2 separate regions of the Homo sapiens genome follow, and region 1 is linked to region 2. The links are chromatin contacts, found by Hi-C in ENCODE. All regions are on one chromosome and are shown on one strand. Each heading gives the region's core, a stretch centred on a gene start or an enhancer-like site at or near the end of the contact. The rest is flanking DNA. Distances are from core to core; before and after follow the strand shown.

Region 1 (6,216 bases), core at 3,243-5,742, 420 kb after region 2:
CACAAGTTGTAATTTAGTTTTTCCTCACACATGCTGTGGGCTGTGAGGGAATGCTCTTTTGTGAAGGACATGTTGCATAAGTGATTTGTGGGCCAAGGTCCTCTGTGCTGAGCAGGGGTGGGGACAGCAGACTTTGGCCCTTCTGAGGCAGTATCTTAGGTCAGGTTCTCCGCAAGCAAAGACAGACAAGCACGCGAGTGATGGATTGAGGGAGTGTTCTCAGGAGAACACTGAGGGAGGGAGGGACTTGAGATAGAGCTGGAGAAGAAGGCAAGTCGAGGTGTGAATTCAGAGCAAGTCCACCTCCCCACGGGGAGTTCTGGAGCATGAGTGTACTGCAGAGTAGGCCCACCGGAGGGAAGGGGACTGGGCTTTTCTGTCCCTTCACTAGTCAGTCATTGTCCACAGGCTGAGTGGCAAAGAAGCGAGAGCAGTTCATAACCTCCAGGTGGCGGCTTCCATCAGCCTAAGCCCGGCCTCTGGAGGGGGGAGGGTACAGGTGTGTGAATTTTAACAGCCAGTACCTGCAGTGGCCAGAGGCCCAGCCCACCAGCTGGGGTGGACTGGCCACCAGCTGCATTTGCTGCAGCTGGTAATGCCCTTCCCCTTAGCAGGTCTGTGTGTAGGAGCATGTGTGTTGAGCTGTGGAGATAATGTTGTTCATGGTGACCAACTTTTATTGAGTACTTACTGTGTTCCAGGTGCTGTTCTAAGCATTTTAATAAATGTGGTAAATTTAACCCTGGGTTTTGTCATTTTCATTTTGCAGATGAGGAAACTAAGTCTCAGTGAACTTGGGGAACTCGCCCAGGTCACATGGTTCATTAGTGCTGGTGCTGGGATGCTAGCCCAGGCAGCCTGGCCCTGGAGCCTGGCTCCCACACCATAAGGCACAGCGGGGATCAGGGCTTAGAGTCTGGGAACCCGGTTTGGCTTTTTGCCTTCAGCAACCACCCAGCACCTGCAGGTGACAGCAGCACTGAGTTAAGAGTTTTCACTGAAGACGAGAGTGATGCGGGTGTCCACTCTGCCCTTGGCACTGTGAGAGCATGAGGCTGTTTATGGCACTCCCTCTGCCCCCAGGGAGCTAGTTTCCTTGGAGAGACACTGGGAACAAAAAAAAAAAAAAAAAAAAAAAATTATGCTCAAGTGCCACAGTGGGTCAATGGGAGAAAAAGAGAAGATATTACATGTTTAGAGTGAGCTAAGGAAGAATTATCATTTGGATAATTTCATAGAAATTCTTGCTTTTAGTTCTGCTTACTTTTTTAATATGTAAGCATCTGAAAATAATTTATTTGCCTTATGTGCTTTTTGAGGCTATTAGTGTATTTTTACTAAATGAACAAATGTTATCTCTTGTTCGGCAAAAAATTGTGTTATTTGACATTTATATAAAACGCTTTCTCAAGTGGATTTAAGACAACAGTGTCATGGCTGTTGTCTTTTGTTGCTGGATGAATCTCAGAGCCGACACAGCTGATAATGGTTGGTACCAGTCAAGGGAAGAGGTCAAGGGCTTATGATGTGTGCTCTGTTTTCACATTCCATGAGAATTACCACTTGTGCCAAAGTCTTCTTTCTCTTATGCCCATATTAATTTATTTGAGGCTGTTAGAATCTTAATTTTGCAGAGTACTTTACGATTCAGCATTACTCTCTGGGACTGTTAAACTGTGTTCCATTTTCTCAGCTTGACATTTTTTTTCCTCTTGTTTTGAACTTAAGCACTTCTGCAAGGAAAGAAAAACCATAGTGTACAATAAAATCTAAACTGTTTACAACTCTAAATTTGGTGCAATTCATTTTATGTACATTTTGTTCCATATGACTTTAGTGTCCTTCCAGTCTTGGGTTCTTCTGCCTAAACTGTCAAAGGAGCTGGCTTTCTTTGGGAGAGAGAGCCTGCAGTGTCCTGGCATACCAGCTTTCGGATCAGTGTTCTCTGTGGGAGACAGTTTTTGGCCCTGACTCTTCTTCCTGTGGCCCCTTAGTCTGGGTGGCAGCAGTGCAGTGGTTAAGAGGCTGGGCTCTGGAGCTGTACTCCCTGGGTTAAGCTGCACACTCTGCTACCTGCTGACTACATGACCTTGAGCAGGTATATAGTCTGGCAATAATGGCAGAATAAAAGTATGATAGTGCCTTCATCATAGGGCTGTTGTGAGGATCCAGTGAGACCGAAGGCATGTAGTGTTGTGCTTGCCATACGTAGTAAGGGCCTCATACATGGATGTGGCCATACATATGACTTCTGCCCATTGCACTGACCCCAGGGTTTTGGCTTGGTAATCCGTAGATGACATGGCCTTTGATGTGTCCTGGTTTGCGGTGCACTCTTTTGGCCTGGACAAGGCTCCTGTGCTCCTGTCTTCCCTGGATCGGAAGGGCATCGTGACCACCTCCCGGAGGGACTGGAAGAGCGACCTCAGCCTGGAGCGCGTGAGTGTGCTGGAATTCTTGCTGCAAGTGCATGGCTCCGAGGACCAGGACTTTGGCAACTACTACTGTTCCGTGACTCCATGGGTGAAGTCACCAACAGGTTCCTGGCAGAAGGAGGCAGAGATCCACTCCAAGCCCGTTTTTATAACTGTGAAGATGGATGGTAAGAATGTCACCCAAATTTCTCAGTGTTTGGGAATGTCTTCTTCTTGTGCCAGGCTGTAGCTGACAGAACCCAGGTGGCCACAGTTTGAGGAATGTGCCATAGCACGTCCTGCTTTCTTTCTAGACCTGGCCTGAGCCTGCACCCAGAAGGGCACCAGCAGCCCTTGCAGTTTCCCCAGCTTTGCTATTATGTGCTAGTGTCACCATTGATAAATAATTTTCAAGACTTACTAGAAAAATTTTCAAGGCTTTGCCTCTTCCATAAATTTATAGAAACTCGCTTTATGGTGTCCGAGGGTTGGCATGGATTCTGCTAGGCACAGGCAGAGAGCAGCCTTGAGAGAGAGGGCTCAGGTCAATAGGGGAGGCTATAGCTTAGGGACCTGCTACTCTCACTACCACTGGTTTTGCTTCTTAAGAGAGACTCATGGCTGGGCACAGTGGCTCACGCCTGTAACCCCAGCACTTTGGGAGGCCGAGGCGGGCGGATCATGAGGTCAGGAGTTCGAGACCTGCCTGGCCAACATAGTGAAACCCCGTCTCTACTAAAAATACAAAAAAGAAAAACAAAATTAGCCAGGAGTGGTGGCGGGTGCCTGTAATCCCAGCTACTCGGAGGCTGAAGCAGGAGAATTGCTTGAACCCAGGAGGTGGAGGTTGCAGTGAGCCGAGATCGCACCATTGCACTCCAGCCCAGGCGACAATGGGATACTCCATCTCAAAAAAAAAAAAAAGAGACTCCTTCTGGAGTCAGTGGCACAGAGTGGGTACTTCACGGAGCCCCAAGATGGGAGGATGAGCTCCCAGCCTCGTTGGCCCACGATGAACACCAGGGTCAACCTAACTAGACAGTCAGAGCTTTGTTCCTTGAGCATCCCAGAGTGGGGACAGTTGTTCCTTGGTTTACAAAAAACATGTCTCCTTTGTGGAAAATTTCAGAAAGTACATGTTAGTCGAAATAACTCCATAAAGAGAATTAAAGTCCAGGGGCCTCCGAGGATGAGTAAAAGCCTTTTGAGTGTTTCCCTAGTGATCAGTCAGATGGAAATTGGAGCCCTAGCTCTTCCACAGACTACTTAGCCTTTCTGATCCATTTTCTCTCGTAAAATGGGATAATAGTCTTCTATGGGGCTATTTCGAAAATTAAACCTTAGCAAACGTAAAGCACCTAGCCCAGTGGCAGCGTCCACCCAAGGAGCATGGGTACTTATGGGGAAAGGAAGGTGGGATTTCAAGGGTGGAGTCTAAATGGTGTTTGTGCATTTCTGACACTTAAATCATCTGTACCATATTTTGCATCTTAGGAATTCCTTGCTTGAAGTAACTCCGTATAAAAACCCAGATTTAACAAACAGGGGAGTGATTATTCACTTTGCTAGATAATTTAGTATAGTGTTACTTAAAATAGCTCCCTTAGTACACTTCAGTTATTTGATGCATAGGATTGATTTATGCATGGTTTTTTTAAGGATGCATCTGCTGCTGAACGTGCGGTGCCCTTATACTGACTTTTAAAAATCAATCTTTTGCCAAAACCCTAAAAAGCAAGTTGACATTCAAAGGCATCGAGTGAAATCTTCTTTGTGGTTTTTATTCTCCCCGCAGAGCTGGGTAGGAAGACATTTGCTCATTTTTGTGACAGATAAGGCTGAGCTTCTCCTGTCTCCAGTGGTGTGCTAGGTGCTAGATGCAGGAGGAATGAGACCTTATCTCTCGGGAGATCCTGCTCCAGTGGGGAAGGGAGGCGAGGGTGCCCCCAAAGCGGCCTCCCTCGCAGCACTGACTGGCTTCCCCTTTGATCTCTCCCTCCCAGTGCTGAACGCCTTCAAGTATCCCTTGCTGATCGGCGTCGGTCTGTCCACGGTCATCGGGCTCCTGTCCTGTCTCATCGGGTACTGCAGCTCCCACTGGTGTTGTAAGAAGGAGGTTCAGGAGACACGGCGCGAGCGCCGCAGGCTCATGTCGATGGAGATGGACTAGGCTGGCCCGGGAGGGGAGTGACAGAGGGACGTTCTAGGAGCAATTGGGGCAAGAAGAGGACAGTGATATTTTAAAACAAAGTGTGTTACACTAAAAACCAGTCCTCTCTAATCTCAGGTGGGACTTGGCGCTCTCTCTTTTCTGCATGTCAAGTTCTGAGCGCGGACATGTTTACCAGCACACGGCTCTTCTTCCCACGGCACTTTCTGATGTAACAATCGAGTGTGTGTTTTCCCAACTGCAGCTTTTTAATGGTTAACCTTCATCTAATTTTTTTTCTCCCACTGGTTTATAGATCCTCTGACTTGTGTGTGTTTATAGCTTTTGTTTCGCGGGGTTGTGGTGAGGAAGGGGTGATGGCATGCGGAGTTCTTTATCTTCAGTGAGAATGTGCCTGCCCGCCTGAGAGCCAGCTTCCGCGTTGGAGGCACGTGTTCAGAGAGCTGCTGAGCGCCACCCTCTACCCGGCTGACAGACAACACAGACCTGTGCCGAAGGCTAATTTGTGGCTTTTACGACCCTACCCCACCCCCTGTTTTCAGGGGTTTAGACTACATTTGAAATCCAAACTTGGAGTATATAACTTCTTATTGAGCCCAACTGCTTTTTTTTTTTTTTTTTTTGCTTCTCTGCCCCTTTTCCATTTCTTTTGTATTTGTTTTCTGTGAGAGCACTGAAATGGCAGCCCTGGAATCTACAATTTGGCTCTCCACTGAGCACCTTATCTTGCCACCTTAGCCTTAAGAATGAATATGAAGAAAAATACACAGCCACCTCTGTCCAGGGCAGTAAGAAGGGCTGCAAGGAAGGGGAGGATGGGGACAAGGAAAGGATCAGATACCTGCTCCAGTAGTTGTGAGGCCACTGTGTCTCAGGGGACTCCAGGAGGAGCAGAAGAGGGATCCCACGAAGTTATTCTTACGCAGCTGGGGCCAGGAGGGTCAGAGTGGTGCCAGGTGCAAGTTAGGCTAAAGAAGCCACCACTATTCCTCTCTCTTGCCCATTGTGGGGGGCAAAGGCATTGGTCACCAAGAGTCTTGCAGGGGGACCCACAGATATGCCATGTCCTTCACACGTGCTTGGGCTCCTTAACCTGAAGGCAAATTGCTACTTGCAAGACTGACTGACTTCAAGGAATCAGAAATTACCTAGAAGCACCATGTTTTTTCTATGACCTTTTCAGTCCTTCAGGTCATTTTAAGGTCCACTGCAGGGGGTTAGTGAGAAAGGGTATACTTTGTGGTATGTTTTGCTTTCCTAATAGGGACATGAAGGAAACCCAGCAATTTGCTGTTATGTGAATGGCCTGTAGAGCAGAGTCAAGAGCGGTGTGCTTTGCCCGACTGCTCCCATCAGGAATAGGAGAGTAGACAGAGATCTTCCACATCCCAGGCTTCTGCTGCTGCTTTAAAAGCTCTGTCCTTGGAGCCTCCCGCTCCCTGAAGTGTCTCGCCCCCTGCACAGCACTGGCCTTTCGGAAGCATCCCAGTAGGGTTTTCTGAGGCTCGCTGGTGACTCATGCCCTAATTGCAATCCTCTGCTTTTATCTTGACTTTGAAGGATCTAACACTGCTCTCTCTTCCAAAGGGGAAAAAAAGATTCATTTGTTTTGAGCAATAAACTAATACAAAA
Region 2 (6,184 bases), core at 2,037-4,536:
CTCAACCTCAAAACATCACTTAACACATCATTTATTACTTACAAAGGTAAAATGGTGCCTCTACAATGGAGAAATCTGGTAAACTTCACTTTAACCAAATGTCAAAGTTAACATCTCCAATAATGTGACAAACAGACCACATCTTCCTGATGTGACACACTGAGAAGGACCCAACATAGCTATGAAGTATTCCTGCTACAAAGAGTTACAACCAGAATCTGATCATGAGGAAACAAGCAGGCAATCCACATCCAAAGGGACATTCGGTAAAGCAACTAGCCCAGACACTTCAAAAATGATGATGTCTTAAAGTACCAAAAAAAAAAAAAAAAAAAAGCAACAGTTTTAGGTTAAAGGGGGTTAAAAAGGCATGATTATCAAATGAAGTATGTGGTGCAGGACTGGCTTCTGGGTTCTCTACCAGGAAACAGTATTGTATCAATGCCACATTTCCAGATTATGATGATTCTGTGACTTGTTGGAGAATGCTCTTGTTCTTATGAGACATATGATAAAGAATTACAGGTGAGGTGTCATGAGATCTGAAACTCTCAAATGGTTTGGCAAAAATAACAGATGGCAAAAATAACAAAGAAAACTAATGTGACAGTTAACTGGTGATTCAAGGAGAAAGTACGCAAATGTTCACTGTACTAATTTTGCAACTGTCCTAAAGATTTTAATTGTTCTAAAATTTCAAAAAAAACCCTAAACTGAAGTATTAACGACTTCCATCACCCCTTTCTTTGCTTTACTCATCTCTGTACTAGTAAATGTTTACTTTATCACCATCCAGCATCCATGTTTTTACTCATTTACTTACTGTCTCTCTCCCTCACTATAAGGTGAGCTTCACAAAGGCAGGGAACTGTGCATAGCTTGCTGTATCCCCCGTCCATTGTGCAGTGCTTAACATATAATTGACACTCAGTAAATATTTATTGCATGACTGATGTTCCCAGTAATTCTATGAAGTGGGTTTATTATTCTCCTTTCCCTCATGTGAGTGGTACTCTCTTCAAAAGTGAAGGTACTGAAGTGAAGAGAAGTTAGGGAACTCACACAAGTTCATGACTCAGGTGAGGAGTGGGGCCAGGATCCAAAGCTAGGCATCTGACCCCAGAGCTGATGCTGTTAATCACTGCATTTGCAGCTTCCCTAATGAGGCAGGCTTGGGTCCCCAAAAGGGGATATACCCATTCAGTCTTGTCTTTAGTTTAAGGCCTATGCAGAGCAGTTTATAAATACATGTTTGCTGAATCAAATGACTTCTGAATGAATACATGAATTAGGTGAGAGAGATCACCAGGAAGGGACAGTTCAAATAATCTGTTGGAGGTGGAGCTTGGGCAAACTGGGTTTGCAGTGGAAGGGAGAACACAGGTACAGGCAGCAGTGACCCAAGGTGCCAGGGAATGAGGGACCAGCTTGCCTGGAGGAGAGTTACCCCATCCATTCAATTAATCCCTGTTTGTATCTCTTCTTTTCCCCAGCCACCCGCACATGAACTCCCCAGAGCTATTTGGGCCCTGTGATGGTAGTCCACCCTGGCCTTCTGGCCTCCCTGCCTCCAATTCCTCCTGACTGCAGCCTTCCTCTTTGTTGCTAACAGATTCTTCTTCCCAGGCGCATGGTCCTGATCCTGTAAGGCCCAGGAGAAGCTCTCTCAGCTCAGAGAATCCAGACTCCCTAAGGGGACACTCAGCAATCTTTTCCCACATTATCACATGTCCACACATCACCAGTCCTTGAAGGCTGGGCTCAAATATCCTCCCTCCCATGAAGACTGCTTCACAAAAGACACTTGATTTCACAAAAGAGACTGCCTTCTTCTTCCCTCTGTACCCTCACAGCTCACCTTTTTTTTTTTTTTTTTTTTTTGAGACAGGTCATATTCTGTCACCCAGGCTGGAGTTCAGTGGCACAATCACAGCTCACTGCATCCTCTGCCTCCGGGACTCAGGTGATTCTCCCACCTCAGCCTTCCGAGTAGCTGGGACTATAGGTATGCGCCACCACGCTCAGCTAATTTTTGTATTTTTTGTAGAGCCGATCTTTCACCGTGTTGGCCCTGCTGGTCTCCGATTCCTGGCCTCAAGTGATCCACCTGCCTCAGCCTCCCAAAGTGCTAGGATGACAGGTGTAAGCCACCACGCCCAGCCCAGGCCTCTTACAACACTGACTTATCTGATCGTGCGGGTACTTTTGAGTCTATCTCAACCCCTCCCCCTTGGCTGTCTTCCATAGATGCACACGCGCACCTCCCGGGCAGGCAGCGGACGCTGAGCAAACGGACGGACGGGCTGGAGGGCTGGCAGTGGGGTGCAGGAGCCAGCCATGAGAACCCCTCAAGTACAGTTGAACTCGCTGGGAGGTTACTGCTGTACTCCCGGGGTTTTGCTATGGCCTGACTGGGGCCAATGTGTGGAGGGTGAAGGAGGATGGGGAGGCAAAATGGGAAGAAGGGGACCTATTTCCTGAGGTTGTTGTGACGACTTGGCTGACAACACACGGAGAGGATGGAACCAGTTCTGATACTAGTTTTTAGGATTTGAGGGGAGGAAAAAGGAGCAGGAGTCGCACCACTTAGGAATCCCAACGTGAGGCCGCTGCCGACTGGGCTTCCTAGTTGCCTACCCGCTCCTCGCTGTGGGGCGATTCTGAAAAGTCCTCTCTGCTGATACGGCGGACGCCGCGCGGGCGGGGACGGCACCGCGCGGGGAGGGCAGCAGGCGTCGCCCTCGAGCAGGTGGCATCCGCGCCCGCTCCCCGTCCCGGGCGCGTTCACGGCTGGGAAAAATTTTGCAGTCCGCTGAAGCGCTCAGCGACGTTACTGGGGAAGCCCAGGAAGGAACTTGGTCACTGGAGCTCGGGAGGGGGCCGGCGGGGGGGCGCAGGCCCCGCAGGAGAGGCTAGCGGGCCGGAGCCCGTCCTTCCCTAAGGCCACACAGTTCCTTGCTGACTCCATGAGGGACACTGGCGATGAAATAACAACTTTCTCTTCCTGAAAAGGCTCCCACGGCTGAGTTGTTCCCGGCCCACAGCGACCCGTCCCCACCCGTCTCTGATCGGCAACCGCCTCGAGCCCGGCGCGTCCACCCAGCCTGGGTGCTGCCCAGTACCCGCCGGCCGGCGCGGGGCCCCTGGGGCAGGCTTCACTCACCAAAGCAGTGCAGCAGGCAGACCACGCTGAGGACCCCCAGGGCCCGCCCCGCGTCGCTCCCAGCAACCATGGCTCGTCGGGCCGGCCTCTGCGCGAGTGCCCAGCCACAAGCAGCCCTAAGTTCAAGCACCGCCTACGCGGTCGGCCAGAAGTAGGGCTCCGCCCCGCCCTGGGCTGGCAGCCGGCGGCCCGCCCCGGCCCTTCCTCCCCCACCCTCCGCGGCGCCGCGTTTGTCTTCGCGCTTCCACTCCCCGGGCGCGCCTCTGGCCTCGGCTCTGCGCGCCTCCTTCCTGTGTCCCCGGGGCGCCGTCCAGTCCCCCAGCTCGGTCCCTCCCGTCATTCCGCCGCCATTCCATACGCTATTTTTAAGTAAGAAATTCTTTCCTTGAAAATGGCTTGGTTTTAAAAACCAAGGTTTTAAAGTAAGAAATTCTTTCCTTGAAAATGGCTTGGTTTTAAAAACCAGGTTTCTCTGCCTTCCTACCGCACCTCCCGCGCTTCCCCTTAGCGTTTGGGGCGTGCTGTAGGCCCCTCCGTGGCTAGACGGGGCTGTGGCTCCCAGAGAGCCACCGGAGGAGGCAGCAGGACGGGCGGGAGCACCCGGGGCCCCTCATCCCTTCAGCGCTGTGTGATCCCGCATCAGACGGCCTCTTTGAACCACTTTTCCTCAAACATGACAAGGAAAGGGAGCATTTTAGACAACTGTTAGGCGTAGGGTTACCTGAGGCAGGCCTCCCCCGTCCCCATACTCCCTTATCCCCGGAGCTGGGATTTCCAGCCTTTGGTTTCTCCCTTCTCAGATTCCTCTTTTTCTGTCTTCCCCCATCTCAACCGGGACTTTCCCTCAGGCTGAGATGTCAGATCCACATCTCCCTCACTGCCCAGCCTCCCCACATCCATCCAGCCCAAGCTGAGGCAGGCACTCATCACTCTCCCCGCTCTTCATCAGTCTGGATTGAGCTGGCCCTCCCCTCACATCCCTATATCCCAGAACAAATGACCCTATTCCCAGAACCAGCTCCTCACATCAGCCTCCCTGTCTGTCCCCTTTCTTGCAGACAGAAGCACCAGAGTTGCCCCTGCCCAGCTGAGGGAGTTCACAGAACTCTTAGTTATTATGTGAGCAGGAATCCATTTCCATGAACAGGACTCCCTGCTGCCCAAATAACCACCAACACATACATGGTGCAGGTTGTGAAACTGAGTGGGAATGTGCTTTCTTGCTGCTTCACCTCCATTATCCCCAGGTGGGGACTCGAAGTCACTCAAGACACTTGAACCATATTGCAAAGAGACATGAATTATTTCTTAAGTTAGCCATAAAATCTTAAAAGGTATCTCTATCAGTGAAACTTCTGGGACCAATGCCCTCTACCACAAACCTGCTATCTCGAGATATTCCCTACCATCTGTAGATACTGGGAACACAAGGCAGGGGCAGTGTGTAACATAAAATATGAGGAAATCAAGTGTTCTCTGCCCTGGGCTGGTAGGAACTCAGGCCAACTTAGAAAGGCAGGATGGGGTTAGACCTTCAGACACTGGGGAGCCACAGAAAGTTTTTGAGCTGGGAAGTGATATGACAGCAAACATCTATTGAGCAGGCCCTGTGTGAAGTGCATTGCTTGGATTAACTTAGTCTTACTGCTGCTGTTGTTTTTGCAAATGAGGAAACTGATGCCTGGGGAAGGTAAATTACTCAGGGCACACAGTAAAGGGCAGAACTTGGAGTCCAGCTGAGGCCATGTCCAATGCCTCTACTCTTATCCCTTCATACAGGAACGGGATATGATAATGGGACTTTTGGACTGACAGCTATGCAGCCATTTGGACTGCCAGCAAGAGCTGTTAAGCCCCTTAAGAGCAGGGCTGAGGAAAGAACAGCCCAGTCACATGGGGCTGGGGAAGCCCCTCACCCCCAGGTCATGGTCTCCAGGTATTGGGTGAGGAATAACTCATTAGGCTTCCTTGGTTGGACTCTCCTTTGACCAAGGAGCAGTGCCTGCTCTTTCATTGAGAGAAATGCTGTCCATCAAGCACTTTTAGAAGCCCTCAAATGCCTGGTTAATTTTATGAATCAAAAGCAGCTCAGGAATGCTGGACCTGCAATGCGTTAAGCAGGCAGCCAAAAAGATTCCCTTTACATACTGAGAACCTGCTATCAAAAGGAGGGGTGGATGTATTTTTCATGCTGTGACTAGTATTGCAAGGTCCAGTTTTATCTTCTTGTCACTGTAGATAATCATGGATGAGAAAGTAAGAAAAGAGGGCAGCTGAAGAGGCCGGGGCTGTTCTTCCTAGCATGCCACTCTCTGGTGTCTTGACTCTCGTTTCTGCCAAACCTTTGGAACTACTCCCACAAAGCTTAGGAATCCCAGAATGTAGTGAGCAAAACACTGCTCAATCCTGCATAAATGCAAATTGTCATTTTCATTGCATGCCTCATGAGGGAACATACATTCATTTATATAAATACTGGTTGGATTTGCACGAAGGACATAGAAGGGTAATCTTATTCCATAATACTCTATTTCCCTTTTTAAAACATACCCTGGCAGAAAAAGAACATTAGAAAAAAATTAGGAAAAATTATACATAAGACTTAACATGGAACCATTATGGGTACCCAAGGGAGAGGCAGTCACATTTTCAACTCCTGGCCAAGCCAGCAGCTGCAAGGAGTTGATAAGGATGCAGCCAATGGTTCTGGGAGCAGAGGAAAGCACACACGAAAGCTTTTGAAAGTCTTGGATTTAGAAAAAGAAGAAAAAAAGAAGTGTCTCCCTCTGCTTCTTACTATCTAGTTCCTTTTTGCATATTCTATGAATTTTAAAGAATTATAGATGGGTTCTGACTAATCACGTATCACTGCTATGGTTTTAATCATTCTAACATTCTTCTCAATTTGCAGATGTAAACCCCTCCCAACACTGGAAGAGGAAACAGAGACCAGTGCGCTGTGCAGTCTCACTTAACTAGAATGCACAACTCCTGCTTTTATCACCATTCTGGGAAATCCCC

The links. Hi-C counts contacts between places; a loop is a spot of excess contacts on that map. Pooled maps may share reads with other maps.
Region 1: a loop to region 2 is called in a map of sigmoid colon, with 5 times the contacts of the local background. The contact joins the enhancer-like site here to the promoter of CD58 in region 2. A Hi-C loop is called at or near these places in 1 of 168 maps with a recorded cell type or tissue (sigmoid colon) and 5 of 50 pooled maps.

Annotation. Positions count from the first base shown.
Region 1 is chr1:116,982,384-116,988,599 of GRCh38, forward strand. PTGFRN (prostaglandin F2 receptor inhibitor) reads left to right here. Exons shown (of 9, transcript NM_020440.4): 8 at 2,297-2,602; 9 at 4,418-6,216. The coding sequence ends at 4,584. Among named protein-coding and RNA genes, the nearest start is that of CD101, 16 kb to the right of the region's middle. RefSeq lists an enhancer at 1-198. Within about 2 kb of position 4,493, at least 5 of the 41 ENCODE cell types and tissues checked have a DNase peak (open chromatin) inside an H3K27ac peak, as active enhancers do.
Region 2 is chr1:116,567,740-116,573,923 of GRCh38, forward strand. It overlaps CD58 (CD58 molecule), which reads right to left and starts at 3,287. Exons shown (of 6, transcript NM_001779.3): 1 at 3,164-3,287. The coding sequence starts at 3,233. It overlaps LOC124904385 (a long non-coding RNA gene), which reads left to right and starts at 3,236. Exons shown (of 2, transcript XR_007066497.1): 1 at 3,236-3,314; 2 at 6,075-6,184. RefSeq lists an enhancer at 2,359-2,418 and silencers at 2,889-2,958, 3,029-3,488.